3 separate regions of the Homo sapiens genome follow, and regions 1 and 3 are each linked to region 2. A link is a contact called in ENCODE Hi-C or POLR2A ChIA-PET data. All regions are on one chromosome and are shown on one strand. Each heading gives the region's core, a stretch centred on a gene start or an enhancer-like site at or near the end of the contact. The rest is flanking DNA. Distances are from core to core; before and after follow the strand shown.

The links. A loop is a pair of places that touch in the nucleus more often than their neighbours do. ChIA-PET counts read pairs that join two places held with the same protein, here RNA polymerase II (POLR2A). Pooled maps may share reads with other maps.
Region 1: a map of CD4-positive, alpha-beta T cell shows a loop between it and region 2 (17-fold over the local background). The contact joins two enhancer-like sites. A Hi-C loop is called at or near these places in 2 of 168 maps with a recorded cell type or tissue (CD4-positive, alpha-beta T cell and psoas muscle), 2 of 37 single-sample maps with no recorded cell type and 8 of 50 pooled maps. POLR2A ChIA-PET finds 5 or more read pairs at or near these places in 3 of 52 experiments (CD4-positive, alpha-beta T cell, PC-9 and activated CD4-positive, alpha-beta T cell).
Region 3: a map of dorsolateral prefrontal cortex shows a loop between it and region 2 (2.0-fold over the local background). The contact joins two enhancer-like sites. A Hi-C loop is called at or near these places in 4 of 168 maps with a recorded cell type or tissue (astrocyte of the cerebellum, dorsolateral prefrontal cortex, endothelial cell of hepatic sinusoid and 1 more) and 4 of 50 pooled maps. POLR2A ChIA-PET finds 5 or more read pairs at or near these places in 3 of 52 experiments (AG04450, CD4-positive, alpha-beta T cell and Caco-2).

The regions. Positions count from the first base shown.
Region 1 is chr14:102,899,395-102,902,712 of GRCh38, reverse strand. The region is part of intron 10 of TRAF3 (TNF receptor associated factor 3); the gene reads right to left. Among named protein-coding and RNA genes, the nearest start is that of AMN, 22 kb to the left of the region's middle. RefSeq lists enhancers at 780-1,209, 1,528-2,027, 2,028-2,529. Within about 2 kb of position 1,317, at least 7 of the 41 ENCODE cell types and tissues checked have a DNase peak (open chromatin) inside an H3K27ac peak, as active enhancers do.
Region 2 is chr14:102,947,879-102,950,898 of GRCh38, reverse strand. It overlaps CDC42BPB (CDC42 binding protein kinase beta), which reads left to right. Exons shown (of 37, transcript NM_006035.4): 25 at 297-433; 26 at 995-1,134. Among named protein-coding and RNA genes, the nearest start is that of AMN, 27 kb to the right of the region's middle. Within about 2 kb of position 1,503, at least 9 of the 41 ENCODE cell types and tissues checked have a DNase peak (open chromatin) inside an H3K27ac peak, as active enhancers do.
Region 3 is chr14:102,986,023-102,989,260 of GRCh38, reverse strand. CDC42BPB (CDC42 binding protein kinase beta) reads left to right here. Exons shown (of 37, transcript NM_006035.4): 6 at 2,681-2,774. Among named protein-coding and RNA genes, the nearest start is that of AMN, 65 kb to the right of the region's middle. RefSeq lists enhancers at 1,551-2,184, 2,185-2,819. Within about 2 kb of position 1,905, at least 3 of the 41 ENCODE cell types and tissues checked have a DNase peak (open chromatin) inside an H3K27ac peak, as active enhancers do.

The sequences.
Region 1 (3,318 bases), core at 68-2,567, 48 kb after region 2:
TCTCCCAGGCCACAGCACCTGTGCGGGGCCACAAGGCTCCCATGGACATCTCCTCTGCAGCCCTCGTATACCTCGGGGGCCATAATACAGAGGGTCCCTGCTTCCCAGAGAGGCCTCACCCCTGTAAGTGCAGGTCCCACGGGACAGGTGGCCCTGCATGGCTGCCACAGGGTCTCAGGTTTAGGATGCCAGAATCATGCCCATGTGGCCTCATCTTCCCTTGGAACGTCTAAAGGCCTCCTACCCTGCTGCTGGGTCTGGGGCAGAAGCACAGTCCTGTCTCTGTGGCTGCAGGGGGTTCCCCAGAACGACCCCAGGGTCCCAGGAGAAGACTCCCACTCCTCAGACCCCTCCCACCTGGATGGTGGCAGGAAAGGGCCCCAAGGCATGTCCTCAGGCCCTAGGTGAAACCCAGTGGGCCGATGCTGCAGACGCAGGGGTCTTCCCCCTCCAGCTCCACACTCAGGCTGCCAGGCCCCAGCGAGGGAGGCAGGAACGCAGAAACCCTGCCACGAACACACGAGGCTGCCAGTAACCAGGCCTGACTTTATGCTACTTCATTTAACTAATTCAGAAAGCCCTTTCCCAAAACACACAGGCTGCTCATATTTGTCACTACCTGGAGGGGTGGGAGCTGTACTCCGCCCTGGTGGCCCAGTCTGTGTTAAGGGGCTGGAGTGTCCACCTGTGAGATGAAGCCAGGGACTTAAAGGGTTTTCACTTCAAAAAATGATGTGCATTTTCAAGCAGCTTGTGATGGCTGGAGAGTTCAGTGCTCAATGCAGCTGTGGAATGACTGAGCCACCTCACAAGCTGAGGGCCACACCGGGTGCTCGAGGGGCGGGCCCCAGGGCCCCCTGAATTCACTTCTCCTTTTGGAAGTCTATTTTTAAACATCTAGGTTTCAGCACCTTTGCTGGCTGTTATTAACCACAAAGACACAAACATGACAGGTCTGGGTGGCTTTTTGGGCGTAAAAGCAGTGTTATTCTTCCTGTTCTTTCCAAGAAACATGATATTAGTTAACCTCTAAAAAGTAAGGATAATTTCTCTAAAGAACACCTCTTTCCACTGTCACTGTCCCTTTAAACTGACACTGTCACTGTCCCTTTATTTTACACAATCATACATGTTCAGAAGGATATTTAATTAGCTCACCAAGTCTATTTGCTGGGGGACAATACCACTGACGACACTGAACATCCAAATACACGGCTCCTCTAGTGAGCACCGGAAGCCTCTCGCATCTCCACCTTCTAACACGCACACTGAGCTGGCAGGGGTGCTCGCGAGTGGCAGGGGAAAGTTAATGAAAACCTGATCAACAGAGGTCTGAGAGACGCCCTTTGTAACTTAGCAAACCCCGAAATGAAGCATGAGTCCCAGGCAGGGTGGCCCAAGACAAGCTGCGCCTCACGCTGAGCCTCAGGCCCCCGAGGTTAAGAGGGGGATGGCACCGAGCCACCCCTCCCCGCGATTGTGCTACGCAAGGGCACGCCTGACCTCAAGCACAGAACGGGGAGTCTCCAGCAAGGACTCCCCCACACAGCAGGGGCCCCCGAGTCAGGAACACACAACATGCGTGCACCGCATGCACAGACCAGCACGACTAAATAAAAGGCGTCTCCATGAGCAGCAAGGGAACTCGGGCTATTTTTAAAACAGGCACTTCATCTGTATCAATGGCACCATTTCAAAGCAGAACGCAGAGTCACATCAAGTGTTCTCTAAAACGCAGCAAACGTGATTTCATCCTTGAAGAACGGTCTACACTCAGTCACTGCAGTTTCTATAAAAAATAAATCTCAAGTGCAGGTATGGAATTGTACAGAAAAAAGACTCCGACACAGAGCTGAAGAGACAGACTGCACTCCACATCAACAATCCAAATCAGAAGGTTTGCCTTCAGGGAGCATCAGCCCGTGAGCCTTATACACTTGCATGCCAGGGCTGCAACCGTGTCACCTGCTGTGATGCCTCACTCTCAGGCCACTGCGACCCTGGCACACAAGCCCGGCGCTGTGAGAAGCCCGGTGGTGCCGGCAGCCTGAGTGAAGGCCGCGTGGATGGACGTCCCTGCCTTCTGTCCCAGTGCGTGCTCCTCTACGTGTGCCCTGTGGACCCCCTGACTGTAAGAACCACCAGTTCATCTAGTCCACTGACACCAGAAGCCTGGGTCATGCTCGCACCTATGCTATCTTCTTTTTTTTCTTTGAGACAGTCTTGCTCTGTCACCCAGTCTCGAGTGCAATGGCGCAATCTTTGCTCACTGCAACCTCTGCCGCCTGGGTTCAAGTGATTCTTCTGCCTCAGCCTCCCGAGTAGCTGGGATTACAGATGCCTGCCACTGCGCCCAGCTAATTTTTCTATTTTTAGTAGAGACGGGGTTTCGCCATCTTGGCCAGGCTGGTCTTGAACTCCTGACCTCGTGATCCACCCGCCTCGGCCTTCCAAAGTGCTGGGAATATGGGTGTGAGCCACCGTGTCCGGCCTACCGGCCTAGGCTGTCTTTTTTTTTTTTTTTTTTTTTTTCCGAGACGGAGTCTTGCTCTTTCTCCCACGCCTGACTGCAGCGGCGCTATCTCGGCTCACTGCAAGTTCCGCCTCCCGGGTTCACACCATTCTCCTGCCTCAGCCTCCCGAGTAGCTGGGACTACAGGCGCCCACCACCGCACCTGGCTAATTTTTTGTATTTTTAGTAGAGACGGGGTTTCACCGTGTTAGCCAGGATGGTCTCGATCTCCTGACCTCATGATCCGCCCGCCTCGGCCTCCCAAAGTGCTGGGATTACAGATGTGAGCCACTGCATCCGGCCTGGCTGTCTTCTTAATAAAGAAAAACAGGATATTTAAGAAGTAAAATATTAAGAACTCATCGTTCCCCGGACAGGCAAAAAAGCAAAGACACTCTTGAATTCCACTCCTTGACCCCCTGCCTGCACCCCCACTGCCACAGCCAGGCCATCGGGCCCTCTGTGCTTCGACTCCCGCCATCACCAGGGCTTTAGGGTCTACTGGAGAATCAGACAAGGAAGAAAGAAGAAGACCCCAAGTGACGTGTGCCCTCATCACCTAGCTGGTCCACAAACATGGCTGGAGGAGTGCCTGGAGCTGGCCAGGAAGGGAAGCAGGAGAAAAAGACATCTGTGCAGCAGCATGGAGCTTGTCAAGGAACAATGAGCGGGTCCACTTTAGCGCAGGGAGTGGGGCGAAGCTGGGAAGGTGACCGGTGGCCAGGCACAGAGGTTTTCTGGGCCACAGTAAGATTTTACGATAAACCCTTCCTGGGGCAACAGGAAGGGCTCTGAGGATGAAACAG
Region 2 (3,020 bases), core at 254-2,753:
CGCCTCCCGGGCTCAAGCGATTCTTCTGCCTCAGCCTCCCGAGTAGCTGGGATTACAGGTGCGCTTCACCACCCCTGGCTAATTTTTGTATTTTTAATAAAGGCGGGATTTCACCATGTTGGCCAGGCTGGTCTCAAACTGCTGACCTCAAGTGGTCTGCCCACCTCGGCCTCCGAAAGTGCTGGGATTCCAGGCGAGACCTGGTGATTATTAAATTGCCTCCTCAGGGCATAGGTTCTGCAGTGACTTCTCTGTAGGCAGCAAGCTTTGAAGGCAGTGTTCTTGCTCTCTTCCAGTGTGTTCCTTTGCTTGCCACGTGTCCTGCAAAGACGGTGCCCCCCAGGTGTGCCCAATACCTCCCGAGCAGTCCAAGAGGCCTCTGGGCGTGGACGTGCAGCGAGGCATCGGAACAGCCTACAAAGGCCATGTCAAGGTAGGCGGCTTCATCTCCGCCCTCAGCCCTCGGTGCCTGTGAGGTGCAGTGACCAATAGCCATGCCCAGCCACTCTTGAAAGCAGCCCCTTGCTGCGGCAGGTGGCCCTGGTGCCAGTCCTAGGGGGCTTACCCTCCTGGGCACTGAGGCCATCAGGTCGGCGCAGCCGCTGTTCTGAATGGCCTGGGCATCCTGAGGCCTCCACGCAGACGCTCACTCAGAGTCCATCCTGGGCTGAGTGTCCAGCCAGTGGGCAGAAGCTCAGTCTGAAAGCCACTGTGCCAGGCCCACCTCTACGAGACTGTCGGGCTGCGTGTACCACAGCACCCTGCATGGGGTGGACACAGCGTTGGCTGAGCTGCCAGCTTTCCCTGGCACCGTCTGCTGCCACGCATGGACCCCTCCCCAGCAACGCCTTGAGCCTTCTTGGGCAAACATCCCTCTGTCCAAACAGCTCTGCCGCCAGCCTGGCAGCTGGAAGGAGATTGTGAACGAGTGTAATGGGGCCTGGCGGCCTGCCTGGCCTGGTGGAACGTGGCCACTGTTTGTTTTTATTCATAGGTCCCAAAGCCCACGGGGGTGAAGAAGGGATGGCAGCGCGCATATGCAGTCGTCTGTGACTGCAAGCTCTTCCTGTATGATCTGCCTGAAGGAAAATCCACCCAGCCTGGTGTCATTGCGAGCCAAGTCTTGGATCTCAGGTCTGCGTTTGGGCAGCACTGTCCTTGCTCTGTGAATCTTCCTCAGCTATCTTTAGCCAAAAGGACGGTGTGTTCCTTAGTAGTCTTTCACCTCATTAGTACTTCACCTGCTTCATTATTGTATGGTTGCAAAAATGGGTACAGCTTAGTCATGACTTCAGGCGCTCACATGCGTATGAACAGACATGCATACGGGCCTGCGTGCGCAGGAACGGGAGCGCTGTAGACGCTTCCTGCCTCGCATGTGTTTGCGTTGAGAAGTTTGCCACAGGGGAATTAATTTAACATAAGAAAACCACATGCCCAAGAACAAGCAGAAGATATCCCAGAGAAAAGCCACGCGGCCCACAGCCGTCTGTGCGTTTTAGAGACCGCAGCAGGTGCTGGTGTGTGGAAGAAGTCTGGAGCCGTGGGCCATGTGGGTGTGCGTGGCCGTAGCGTTTGCTATGTGACCCTGTCTCAGTGCCACCCAGTGTCAGCTGCAGGAGCAGGCGGGGCCTCCTTCCCACTTCCTCTTAGAGTTGACATCTGTGGCTCATCTGTTAGTGAGAAGAGGACAGTGGTCATGTTACTGGCATGTGGAATGTTGTTGTGAAGGTAAACGCATCACTAAGAGGCCTAGCTCAGCCCGGGGCCTGCACACGGAGCCATGCTACTGCCTTTGTGTCATCTCTGTGCTGTGCCCGTGCACCGTCTGTTGTGTGGTGCACACGGGACTGCTCTGGGCTCAGGCCGGGGCTGGGTACTCCATCTGTAGCATTGGTTCTTGGGGGCAGGGCTGCTGGGTGGGTACCCTGAGGACAGCGAGGGTGAGTCGGCATCACCTGGCAGCATACTCCACTTTCCATGTCCCTTCCCCCGGGGCACCCGCCAGTCCCTGGCTGTGCACAGGTGTGCCCCTGGCCTGGTGGTGAAGGGCCACTGGTAGACGAAAAGTTGGCATGAGCCCAAGTCAGGGGCCCCATCGGAGGGCTCAGCACTCTTTAGGGAACCTCTTCAGAACAGCATTTCCACACTGATCCCACACCCCGCTCCCCCTCTCACCTCCACACCCACCCCCTGCTCCCCCCTCACCTCCACACCCACCCCCACTCCCTCACCCCCCCACCTCCAAACCCACCCCCCACTCCCCCTCTCCACAGCCACCCCCCCACCTCTGCACCCACCCCACCTCCGCACCCACCCCACCCCCTCATCTCCACACCTAGCCCCCACTCCCCCTCATCTCTACACCCACCCCACTCCCTCTCACCTCCACACCCACCACTCCCCCTCACTTCCAAGCCCACCCCCCACTCCCCCTCACCTCCCTCCAAACCCACCCCCCACCCTCCCCTCACCTCCACACCCACCCCACCCTCCCCGTCACCTCTCCACCCACCCCACCCTCCCCCCTCACCTCCACACCTACCCCCCACCCCCCTCACCTCCAAACCCACCCCACCCCCCTACTCCCCGTCTCACCTCCACACCCACCCCCCTACTTCCCCCTCACCTCCACCCCCACCCCACCCCCGACTCCCCTCCACCTCCACACCCACCCCCCACTCCCCTGTCACCTCCACGCCCACCCCCCACCACCCCCCACTCCCTCCCACTCCCCCCTCACTTCCACACCCCTCACCCCACTTGTCCTCTGCACTTGGCTGTTGGAGGGACTGCCTGGCTGTGCCAAGTGCAAACCGAGTCTTCTGTAACTGGCATAGTCTGGAGGCACCAGCACAGTGGGGATGAGGCTCCGGGGTTTCCCTTGCGGCATCCCTAAGCCCTGAAACACCTGCCAGAGTCTTGAGTTTGTTGGCCCTGCCCGTGTTTCTTACATCTGGGGAGGCGAGGGACCCGCCCTCCACTGCAGAACACGGTGGTGGAAGGACATGGCAGGGCAG
Region 3 (3,238 bases), core at 656-3,155, 38 kb before region 2:
CCAACCGTGCATTTTCAGACTTTTGTATTTTTGCCCTCTGATGGGTGACAGGTGGTACACAATTGTAGTTTTCTTTTTCACCTTTCTCGTGATGTTGACCATCATGTTTGTATTTTTGTGTGTGTGTATGTGAGTTTTTTCATTGGTTTTACCCTTTTATTATGGATTTCTGGCTTTTTTCCCCCAATTCTTAAAGAAGTATTTGCCTTTTATCTGTAATATATATTACAAATATTTTTCCCCAATTTGCCATTTGTTTTTTGATGTGGTTCATTGTGGTTTTTTGCCACACAGATTTTTAAACATTTTTGTACATAATCGAATGAGAAATCCTTACTCCCAGAAAAAGAAAACCCACGTGTTGGTTTGTTTGTTTTTTTTTTTTTTTTGGAAGGGGGGGTTGTTTTGTTTTGTTTTTTAGTATTTTTACTTTTTCATTCATATAGGTTCATCTGTTCCATGTGGATCTTGGGTCCATTTCAGGTTTATTCTTATATACGGCACAAGGAAGAGTTCTAATTTTATCTTTAAATGGCTCTCCAGTTGTCACAACACCAATTTATTTAAGTCTATCTTTACCCCAGTGATTCGTATTATCTTTGTCCTGTACTTGATTTCTTTATGTAGTTGGTTTGTTTCTAGACATTCTACTCTATTCCATTTTCTCTCTGCCTCTGCACACACTAGCACCACACTGCTTTAATTAGGGAGGCTGTGTAGTGTGTTTTGAAATCATCTGGGCCTGATCCTCATCACAGCTCACTCTTCAGGGTTTTTCTGGCTTTTCTTTTCATATGAGCATCAATATCAACTTGGCTGGCTTCAAAAAAGAGGACATTGATATTTTCTTTTTTTTAATCTTATGGGCCCTCTCATTCTAGATTCAGGTATTTTTTTTTTTTTTTTTAATTTCTGGAAAGTTCTGTTGGATTGTAGTCAAATGTTAGTCATGTTTTGTTTTGATTTCTTTCAGGGACTCCAGTTATGCATCTGTTGGGCCTTCTTTGCCTGTCTCCCACTTTAGCCTCTGGCTGCTTCCTATCTGACTGCGTTTCCTTGTTTCTTTACCTCATTTTATTCTTCTAGATCTTTTCTTCCCTTTCTTCAATTTTTCATTAGATTTTTGTTTCAATTTGTTCTTGTTTGGTCCTCTTATAATTTCATTTCTGATAAGATTTTATCTGTTTCTTCTATTTCTTCCCTGAGTTAAATCAGCTCTTCTTTTCTGCATGCTTTTGTCTAGTGCGTGCGTGTGTGTTTGTGTGTGTACGTGTGTTTTTGTGTTTTGAGACAGGGTCTTGCTCTGTCGCCCAGGCTGGAGTGCAGTGGCGCAATCACAGCTCACTACAGCCTCTGCCTCCCAAGGTTCAAGCAATTCTCTTGCCTCAGCCTCCCAAAGTGCTGAGATTATAGTTTGTGAGCCACTGCACCTGGCCGTGTGTGTGTGTGTGTGTGTGTGTGTGTGTGTGTGTTTGTGTGTTTGTGGGATTTTGTTTTGTTTTCTTTTTCGTATTCCTGAATGTTTATTTGAGGATATTTTATTTTAGTTTGGAGTGTTACATGCTAGAGTTTCTTTTGCCTTGTGTTTTTGTTTCTGGTTTTGTGTTTTGTTTCTGGTTTTGAGGTAAGAATTATCATCTGCCCATGTTTGTGTGAGATTGATTCATGTGGCTGGGGGAGTTGGTACCCGTCTGTTTTCATTGGGGTGTGGTGTCTATCACACGAGTATAGCCCAGCTTACTCACCCATTCTCTTGGAGGCAGAGATTTAGATTGTTTCTGCCTTTTGGCTGTTAGAAGTGGTGCCGCTGGGAACATGCTTGTACTTGTCTTTTGCTGAATGTCTGTCTTTGTTTTTAAAGTTTGTTTGCATTCATACTGTTGAGTCATGTAAGCTTATTGTGCCAGAAAAAAGCATTCATGCTCTGAGGTGCCCTGCACCCGCACATGTGTTTGAGAGCGCACAGAAAGTAGTTTAGAAACAGGCGTTAGTGGGACAGACCTGTGTTTATGTTCCTGCTCCAGCACGTGCTGCTCTGTAACTGTGGGCAGTTGGCTCAGCTTCCATGTCTTCATCTATAAAGTGCAGTTTTGGGGGTATGGGGCGGTTTGCAGCAGTCTTCCCCCAGATCGCCACCTGCCTCCTGGACCTCGTCTGGCCACTGCCGTCTCTTTGTGTGGCAGCCCCCAGCCAGCTTCCTCCACACGTGTCCCTCTGTCCCTTTGTCCCATTCCTGTTTTCCGTGGTACTCAGCACAGAGCTTGCACCGTGTGAGCCTGCCTGAGACAGCAGTGCCTATTTGTGTTTGCAAGACCTCAGCTCGTGTGCAGGCTTCATGAAGGCAGGGGCAGCGTTGTCACGTGCATAGGTGGGTGGGCTGGAGAGCAGTGCCTGGCACCAAGGAGATGCTCAGGAGGGGCTCGTTAGCTGGGTGGGCAGACGAGTAGGAATCGTCACAGGGCCTCGCCAGGGTAACTGGGGACTAAACGAGGGGCAGTGATACGACTTCGGCTGCCACCATGCCAGCTGAATGTCACACAGAGGCATTTGTACTGGATGGTGACAGCTGTTCACAAGAGGATATTAGCATTTATTCATCTGATCACCACTAGTTAAGGGCTTTGATCTACCTAATGTGTTGCATGGAGATGGTTAATTTGTGTGTTTATTTTACAAACAGAGACATTAAACCTGACAATGTCCTTTTGGACGTGAATGGTCATATCCGCCTGGCTGACTTTGGATCATGTTTGAAGATGAATGATGATGGCACTGTAGGTATTTTTGTTGGAGATTTTCCATTTGGTTTTGGGTTTGGCATATAGTCAGAAGGGAAGTTTTCAATTTGAGGTACAATTAAGAAACCAAGTATATTAATTCAGAAAATGAATCCATTTTGGAGATAGTTGAAATTTTCTGTTTGGGGAGTTTTGTTTCCCAAATAAAAATTAAGTTGGAAAGCATCTTTATTGCTTTTTATGTTTACAAAAGTAATATGTGTGCCTTCCAGAATGGGAGTTGTCAGGTTTCCTCAATCCCAAGGTGGCTAAAAGCATGCCAGCCCTGTAGCAGATCGAGGGCGCTCCCTGCTTCTTCCTTAAAGGGCCCTGTCCAGGCTGGTCGGGTGGGCAGGCATTAACCATGTAACTGTACTTTCTCACTTGTGTTGGGGCAGGTAACTTCCTGCTAGGGGTTTCCTCTCTATGGGTGTTGTAGACCTAGAAATAGAGTCCTAGGT